2 separate regions of the Homo sapiens genome follow, and region 2 is linked to region 1. Evidence: chromatin contacts called from ENCODE Hi-C or POLR2A ChIA-PET data. All regions are on one chromosome and are shown on one strand. The core of a region is the stretch at or near the end of the contact, and the rest is flanking DNA. Distances in the headings are between cores, read along the strand shown. Region 1 overlaps VIPR2 (vasoactive intestinal peptide receptor 2). Region 2 overlaps VIPR2 (vasoactive intestinal peptide receptor 2).

What was found. A loop is a pair of places that touch in the nucleus more often than their neighbours do. ChIA-PET counts read pairs that join two places held with the same protein, here RNA polymerase II (POLR2A). Pooled maps may share reads with other maps.
Region 2: a map of breast epithelium shows a loop between it and region 1 (23-fold over the local background). The contact joins two enhancer-like sites. A Hi-C loop is called at or near these places in 4 of 168 maps with a recorded cell type or tissue (ascending aorta, breast epithelium, psoas muscle and 1 more), 1 of 37 single-sample maps with no recorded cell type and 6 of 50 pooled maps. POLR2A ChIA-PET finds 5 or more read pairs at or near these places in 3 of 52 experiments (A673, MCF 10A and naive thymus-derived CD4-positive, alpha-beta T cell).

What each region holds. Positions count from the first base shown.
Region 1 is chr7:159,062,577-159,066,639 of GRCh38, reverse strand. The region is part of intron 4 of VIPR2 (vasoactive intestinal peptide receptor 2); the gene reads left to right. Among named protein-coding and RNA genes, the nearest start is that of LINC00689, 56 kb to the right of the region's middle. Within about 2 kb of position 1,344, at least 4 of the 41 ENCODE cell types and tissues checked have a DNase peak (open chromatin) inside an H3K27ac peak, as active enhancers do.
Region 2 is chr7:159,102,758-159,107,032 of GRCh38, reverse strand. It overlaps VIPR2 (vasoactive intestinal peptide receptor 2), which reads left to right. Exons shown (of 13, transcript NM_003382.5): 4 at 3,179-3,276. Among named protein-coding and RNA genes, the nearest start is that of VIPR2, 40 kb to the left of the region's middle. Within about 2 kb of position 2,657, at least 6 of the 41 ENCODE cell types and tissues checked have a DNase peak (open chromatin) inside an H3K27ac peak, as active enhancers do.

The DNA.
Region 1 (4,063 bases), core at 95-2,594:
TCTGCTTGGTCCACCAAGCCATCCCAGAGCAGAGGCTGTCCAACTAGGCCAAGTGGCCTCCCAGAATGCCATGGAAGGGTTCAGGAGCAATTATCCTGGAATCCACGGGATGGTGCCCTGAATCCCACAGAATGCTGCAGGAGCAGGCATCCTGGAATCCCACAGATGGTGCGGGAACAGGCATCCTGGAATCCCATGGACGCTGCAGGATCAGGCATCCTGGAATCCCTTGGACGCTGCAGGAGCAGGCATCCTAGAATCCCACGGATGGTGTGGGAACAGGCATCCTGGAATCCCACAGACGTTGTGGAAGCAGGCATCCTGGAATCCACGGACGCCGCGGGAGCAGGCATCCTGGAATCCCACGGACAGTGAAGGAACAGGCATCCTGGAATCCCACCGACGGTGTGGAAGCAGGCATCCTGCAATCCCATGGACGGTGCGGGAGCAGGCATCCTGGAATCCCACGGACAGTGTGGGAGCAGGCATCCTGGAATCCCATGGACAACGTGGGATCAGGCATCCTGGAATCCCACGGACGCTGCAGGAACAGGCATCCTGGAATCCCGCGGACGCTGCGGAGCAGGCATCGTGGAATCCCATGGACAGTGCGGGAGCAGGCCCCTAAAGGAAAACCTACCCCAGCAGCCCTCTTTTAATCTCTAACACATGTTGGGTTAAATGAATTTGCTTCACCTGCGTTTTCTGTCTCAGGGGAGGTCAAACCTCACAGCTCTGTGCTCTGTGTGGCTTCTTTCATTCCCTAAACGCAATGTGTGGGTCAGCCCTGAGCACTCTGTAGTGGACACTGTGGTCGAGAACGTAACTACACGTGGGCCACGGGCCACAGAAAACCAGGGTACTTTCTGGGCGGAGGGTTTCTGAGACCGGAGGAGCAAAGCACTTTCAATAACTGTGTCCCTGATGTCTTCTCGTTTCCTGTGCGATCTCAAGTTCTAAAACCTTAGTGTTGAAAAATTTTCCTGGTCAATCTGATGGTCTTTTTATGGGGATTTGAGTTCATAAAAAATGTTATTGTACATGCAAGGAACAGTGTGTCGATTCAGGGTTCAAACAGGACACTGCTGGCACACGCCAAGGATAAAACTGAAAAGAGCTTAAACGCAGAGAATCCTTACAGAGGTCTGGGCAGTCACGGAGCCCTGTGAGAACTGTGCAGCCTCCACTCTCCAGCCACGGGAAGCCGGAACCCTGGCCAGAGGGGCAGGGAAGGGACCCGAGACACCAGGGCTTGACGTATTTGAGCAGCCACGGAGGGCCAGAGCCTGGGGTGGCCGCCCTCCTGCCCCCGTCTCCTGCGGGCTCCTCCTGTAGCAGCCACTGCAGGGGAGGGGAGGGAGGGAGATGGGCGGGCAGAGGGAACAGCAGCATGACGCTGTCCAAGGCTTTCTAAATCCAGGGGTTGAGATCCTAGAACAACTCAGAAACACAGACACATCCAGACACTTCTCTCTCAGCTCTCAGATCTTCCACTCCCCAGGGATCAAGCCTTTAGGAGAGCCAAGAAAGCCTTAGTCCAGGAGGAATCGTGTGGGGTTCCAACACCGTGTTGTGATTTCCGCCCTCCCAGCTTTCAGAGAGCGGTGCAGTGGGCCCGCCATGGCTCCAAGTCCCACGGAGTTCCCACCGCCTGCTTCTGGAAGGTGGGCAGGTTCTCGGTAGAGGTGGCGATGCAGAGTCTACGTGGGGAACATCAGGCCCCTGCAAAGCTGAGACAGGAGCTTCCTCCACACTTCATCAAAGCCTGTCTTGCCAGGCATGGAACCCCGGGCCTCTAGGCGAGGCCTCTGCAGGGACTGAAGGAGGGAGGGTCGGTGCCCCAGCACACAGCTGTGCACAGGCGGCCCCGGGTCATGTGGTGCCAGAGCTGGGGCGAAGGCCGGGCCAGCAGACGGCCCTGGATGCGCCTCAGGACTGGACGCTGACCTGGCAGGACTCAGTCAGCACCGACTGCTCGGCCTCGAGAGAGCAGCCTGGCCGGCCTCTGTGCCACTGCACCCAGGACCCAAACCCAGGCCCTGTACTCCTGCTGCTGACAACCTCGAAGCCCCACCCGACAGCGGGTGGCTGCTGCCACCTTCAGCCCAGCACCCAGCTGGCCGCCCCGACTTGAGACCACAGTTCTGGTCTCGTCCATTTTCACCCCGCCATCATCCTCACTCACAACGAACCCGGACACTGCTGCCTCAGGAGCCGCCAATTCCACTCCGTCTCCATCCCTTCCTGCATCTCTCCCCGCCACGGTCCCGTCCCGGAGGGTTCTGCACAGAGGGGCAGCCGGGGGTCCTCTGTGGACCCGCTCGAGCCCACGGGGCCCAGGTGCAGGGTCGCCTCAGCCAGGCCCCAGTGGCTCCGGGGCAGGGGACCGGGGCTCCCGTGAAATGCGGGAAGAAGGAGCCCTCCTGGCCCGGCGCGTGGGGCCGCCCCTCTCCCACCCCAGCAGCCGCATCGCCTCCTTTCTGCTCCCTCCGCGCCCACCCACGCCGGGCGCGGCTTCCCCATCCAGAATCACATGAGAGGCGTTTTTGTCATTGAATTTCTTGGTGAACGCCCCAGGCCTCAGTGCTGCCTGAGCCTGAGGAAGTCTCAGGGGACGCCTCTGGCCTAGACCTTCCTCTTGAACCCCAGCCCGGTGTGAGCACCGGGTGCTCCACGACCCCCGGACCCCGCCAGGCCCCCCAGATCCAACCAGGACCCCACATCCCTCCAGGAACCCCAGATCCCCCCAGGACCCCCAGACCCCACCAGGACCCCCGGAACCCACCAGGCCCCCCAGACCCCACCAGGACCCCCGGACCCCACCAGGACCCCCGGACCCCACCAGGACCCCCAGACCCCACCTGGACTCCCAGACCCCGCCAGGTCCCCCAGATCCCGCCAGGCCCTCCGACCCGCCAGGAACCCCAGATCCCCCCAAGACCCCTGGACCCCACTGAGAGGTGACAGCATGCTGGCAGCCCTCGCTCGCTCTTGGCGCCTCCTCTGCCTCGGTGCCCACTCTGGCCGCGCTTGAGGAGCGCTTCAGCCCGCCGCTGCACTGTGGGAGCCCGTTTCTGGGATGGCCAAAGCCAGAGCCGGCTCCCTCAGCTTGCAGGGAGGTGTGGAGGGAGAGGCGCGGGCGGGAACCGGGGCTGTGCGCGGCCCTTGCGGGCCAGCGCAAGTTCGTGGGCTCGGTAGGCCCCGCACTTGGAGCGGCCGGCCGGCGCTGCCGGCCCCGGGCAGTGAGGGGCTTAGCACCCGGGCCAGCAGCTGTGGAGGGTGCACCGGGTTCCCCCAGCAGTGCCGGCCTGCTGGCAGTGTGCTCGAATTCTCGCGGGGCCTCAGCTGCCTCCCCGCAGGGCAGGGCTCGGGACCTGCAGCCCACCATGCCCGAGTCTCCCCCCACCCCGCCGTGGACTCCTGCACCGTCTAGCCTCCCTTACAAGTGCCGCCCCCTGCTCCGCGGCACCTGGTCCCATGGACCACCCAAGGGCTGCGGGCACGCAGCGCAAAACTGGGGGCAGCTCCGCCTGCGGCCCGGTGCAGGATACACTAGGTGAAGCCAGCTGGGCTCCTGAGTCCAGTGGGGACGTGGGGAACCTTTATGTCTAGCTAAGAGATTGTAAATACACCAGTCAACACCCTGTGTCTAGCTCAAGATTTGTAAATGCACCAATCAGTGTTCTGTGTCTAGCTAATCTAGTGTTGACTTGGAGAACTTTTGTGTCTGGCTCAGGGATTGTAAACGCACCAATCAGTACCCTGTCAAAACGGACCAATCAGCTCTCAGTAAAACAGACCAATCAGCTCTCTGTAAAATGGACCAATCAGTAGGATGAGGGTGGGGCCAGATAAGGGAATAAAAGCAGGCGGCCGGAGCCTGTAGAGACAATTCACTGGGTCTCCTTATGTGCTGTGGCAGTCGTGTTCTTTTGCCCTTTGTAATAAATCTTGCTGCAGTAAATCTTGCTGCTGCTTGTTCTTTGGGTCAGCACTGCGCTTATGAGCTGTAATACTCACTAGGAATGTCTGCGGCTTCACTCCTAAGACCAGCGAGACCACA
Region 2 (4,275 bases), core at 1,408-3,907, 39 kb before region 1:
TCCCACCCCCCACAACCTTTCTCTGCACCTCCCTGGCCTCTCTGCCCCTGGATGGCCTCTCTCTGCACCTCCCTGGCCTCTCTCTGTACCTCCCTGATCTCTCTGCACCTCCCTGGCCTCTTTCTGCACCTCCCTGGCCTCTTTCTGCACCTCCCTGATCTCTCTGCCCCTCCCTGGCCTCTGTGTGCCTCCCTGGCCTCTCTCTGCATCTCCCCGGCCTCTCTCTGTACCTCCCCGGCCTCTCTCTCTACCTCCCCGGCCTCTCTGCCCCTACCCAGCCTCTCTCTGCCCCTCCCTGGCCTCTCTCTGCCCTTCCCTGGCCTCTCTGCCCCTCCCTGGCCTCTCTGCCCCTCCCTGGCCTCTCTGCCCCTCCCTGGCCTCTCTCTGCCCCTCCCTGGCCTTTCTGCCCCTTCCCGGCCTCTCTCAGCACCTACCTGGCCTCTCTGTGCCCCTCCCTGGCCTCTCTCTGCCCCTCCCTGGCCTCTCTCTGCCCCTCCTTGGCCTCTCTCTGCCCCTCCTTGGCCTCTCTCTGCCCCTCCCCGGCCTCTCTCTGCCCCTTCCTGGCCTCTCTCTGCCCCTCCCTGGCCTCTCTGCCCCTCCCTGGCCTCTCTCTGCCCCTCCCTGGTCTCTCTGTACCTCCCTGATCTCTCTGCAGGTTGCCACCTCAGTCATTTCCTGTCCTTCCACATCTGCCCCATGTGTCTCAGGAGTGAGAAGTCAGAAAGGATAAAGAACCTGTGAGGGAATCTGCACTTCATAGAATGACTTTCTGACTTAGTTTGTGGAGTTTTATTTCAGCATCTTCTTTGGATTGGTAAACACTGATCTCCCGTAGGAAGGAGAAAAGGCTGCACCTCGCAGAGGATGAGTGACAGGCTCAGCTCCCACCGAGGTCCTGGCTTCCAGGCTCAGGATAGGGGCCTGCAGGTGCCCTGCTCAGGTGAGAGCCAGGCTGTCAGGTGTGGCGCTTGGCCCATCGCTCACCAGTGTGACTTTGGGCAAGTGACACGACTTCCTCAGCCTTGGCCGTCTCATCTCTGAGATTAATTGGAGAGCTGCCTCCTGTGGTGTCAGGATTAACTGGGTTGATGCAAGCACAGAGCCCGGCATTCCTGAGGGCTCAGTGAGTCGTAGTGGCCACTACCACATGACTAGTATTATTATAATAACTATTATGAGTGCTGTTCCTGAGTCTGTGATGGGCACATTATTTATCTTTGTGGACCTGTCTCCTTGTCTGCACAATGGGGCCGTGGGACCAGGTCTCTAGGAGGCTTGCCTGCTTTAGGGCTCTGTTTTGCCTCTACCGTGTATGGGGTCTCTGCAGCTAAGAGGCCCCCAGACCCTGCTGGGGCTCCCTGTGTGAGGTGTGGGCCTTGTAGTCAGAGCCCCTGATTGGTGATGGTGTCGGGGTGCCAGTGGGCAGGGCCAGCCCTGAGGCCTTGCTGAGACCAGTCTCCCACCCCACTCCTCCCCAGTACAGCCAGAGCCTGGCCCGGCCCTCTCTCTGCCTCTCATCACTGCAGGACAAGAATCATGCACGCACCCCACTCAAACTACTGAGTCTTCAAAGCCTTGTTTTCCCCTTCTGTAAAATGGGAACAGCAGCGCCCACCAAGTCTGTCTTGCAGGGTTGTCTTGAAATTAAAAAGTCACGGGAGTGAAAATATTTGCTAAATCCAAAGCCCCAGACCCTTCCAGTCACCCAGGCAGGGAGACAGGGGCTCCGCTCTGGCTGTGCCAGGAGTGCATGGAGGGGTCCGGCCTCCTGGGCTCTGCTGTGGGGGTGACCCTAACACCATGCAGCCATGCTCGGGGCAAGGCTGGCACGGCGTTCAGTGCCTGGTTTTATTCTTACGGCTCGGACACCTTCGAGAGCTTTATCACTTACTGTTCTGTGTGGCCATCTGCTAAGGACACACACAAATACAAGGAACATTGAATTTCTGAGCTTACATATGATTTTAGTTCCGTAGGCGCAAAAGATGAGATTGTAAGGGAACAACTGCCTTGGTTTCCTACAATTAAACTGTAATTCCGCCATCCTTTCTTCCAACACCAGTGGCCAAATGGAGCCTGCCCTACTGGGTCACGGTTGGTGATGAGGGCCTGGCCAGGAGGAGGGAAGGTGCTGTCAGGAACTGGGGCAGGCCAGGCACCAGGTCACCGTTGGTGGTGAGGGCCTGGCCAGGAGGAGGGAGGATACTGTCAGGAACTGGGGCAGGCCGGGCACCCGGTCACCATCGGTGGCAAGGGTGCTGGCTGGGAGGAGAGAGGGTGCTGTCAGGAACTGGGTGGGGCACCCAGTCACCGTCGGTGGTGAGGGCCTGGCTGGAAGGAGGGAGGGTGCTGTCAGGAGGAGGGAGGGTGTTGCTGGGAGGAGGGAGGGTGCTGTCGGGAGGAGGGAGAGTGCTGCCAGGAACTGGAGCAGGTGGGGTACCCGGTCACCATCGGTGGTGAGGGCCTGGCTGGGAGGAGGGAGGGCATTGCTGGGAGGAGGGAGGGTGCTGCCAGGAGGAGGTAGGGTGCTGTCAGGAACTGGACTGGGCACCTGGTCACCATCAGTGGCAAGGGTGCTGGCCAGGAGGAGGGAGGGTGCTGTCGGGAACTGGAGCAGGCGGGACACCTGGTCACTGTCGTGCTGTTGGGAACTGGAGCAGTGGGGCATCTGGTCACCGTCAGTGGCGAGGGTGCTGGCCGGGAGGAGGGAGGGTGCTGCCCAGAACTGGAGCAGGCGGGGTACCCGGTCACTGTCGGTGGTGAGGGCCTGGCCGGGAGGAGGGAGGGTGCTGTCAGGAACTGGGGCAGGCTGGGCTCCTGGCTCCAGGATGGCCAGGGCTTGGCTATAAATATCACTTATGGTGGCAGAACCTAAGAGTCTGTTAAGAATTTTCATTCTGCCCCAAAAGAACTACACTTACAGTTGCGGTAATTATGACTTATGACACAGTGCGTTCACTCACATCTCAGGACCCACCGGCCCCGAGAGGTGACCTGCTGTCCAGGTCACATGGACTAGGAGGGCAAGGAAGGTTTTTTGAGTGGCAGTCCTGTCTCCTAGCTGACCCCTGGGTGTGGGAAGCATTTTAATAGAGCACGGGCTCAGCACGGACTAAGGTCCCTTCTAAGGCCAGTTTTCATGGACTTGCAGATAAAATATCTGAACTTCACTTTCCAGGAAACATAAGCAAAAACTGTACGAGTGACGGATGGTCAGAGACGTTCCCAGATTTCGTCGATGCCTGTGGCTACAGCGACCCGGAGGATGAGAGCAAGGTAGGCTCCTGCGTGGTGCTACGGTGGTGAGGTTCCACTTCCTAACACTGCACCAGAAGCCCCCTCCTGCCCTGCAAGAATTATGTAGATTTTTCCCCTAAATAATCCTCTGAGTACCAATGCTACTTTCTGCTTTCCAAGTTAAGCGAAGTCCCTGTTTCCGTTCTGCTGCTGGCACTTGGGATTGTTTGATTGTTCCGTCATTTTGCAGGCAGGGAAAGGCCGGTTTTCTTGACCTGCTGTGTATGTGTCTGGGAGATGGTGAGGAGAACCTGAGAGTGGCCCCGCCTGCCCGAAAGTTACTTTTCAGATGAGTCCTGGAGAGCATGCCCTTTCTGCATTTGGATTTCTTGTCCCATTTAAGATTTTGCCACATTCTGGGGCATTGAGAAGTCAGCGCCATGGTTTCCTGAGCCCTGAGCCTGCAGCAGGAGATGTGATCACAATTAGGGTGTCTTTTCAACTAAGAGACCCAGCTTGTCCTCCGCCAAGAGGTGTCTGGGAGCAGGGGTCCCAGGATGAGTTGGGGACCCCCCAATCCGGGCTGCACAAACTTGCTGCAGTGATCTGGAGCTCTTGGGTGTTATGTCCACTGTGAACCCTTCTGCAGGGCTGTGATCTTTCAGTAATGAGGATGTTTCTCCCGAGTGTGGGATGTGTGGCCTTAAGCTCTGCTCTGGTCCATCCGTGCAAACTTCCCCAGCTCTGCCTCAGACAGCTGCTTCTCCTGAGGGCTCACTCTGTGCTACGTCTGCCTGTGGTTTATCACCAGACAGACCTCCATCCTTGCCGGCAGCCCTGGCAGCACCGTGTGGGTGGCGGGCACCATAGCAACCTGCAGCCAGAGGTGTGTGCAGAGTGTGCTCCCTGCACAGGGCAAGGCAGGAGGCAGGGGATACATTGGAGGCTGCTCTAAGGAGCCCTGGGAAGTATCGCGCTCCCCACATGCAAATGTTCTCCTACAAGCCCACAGCATTCCGGGCAAAACCATCAGCTTGT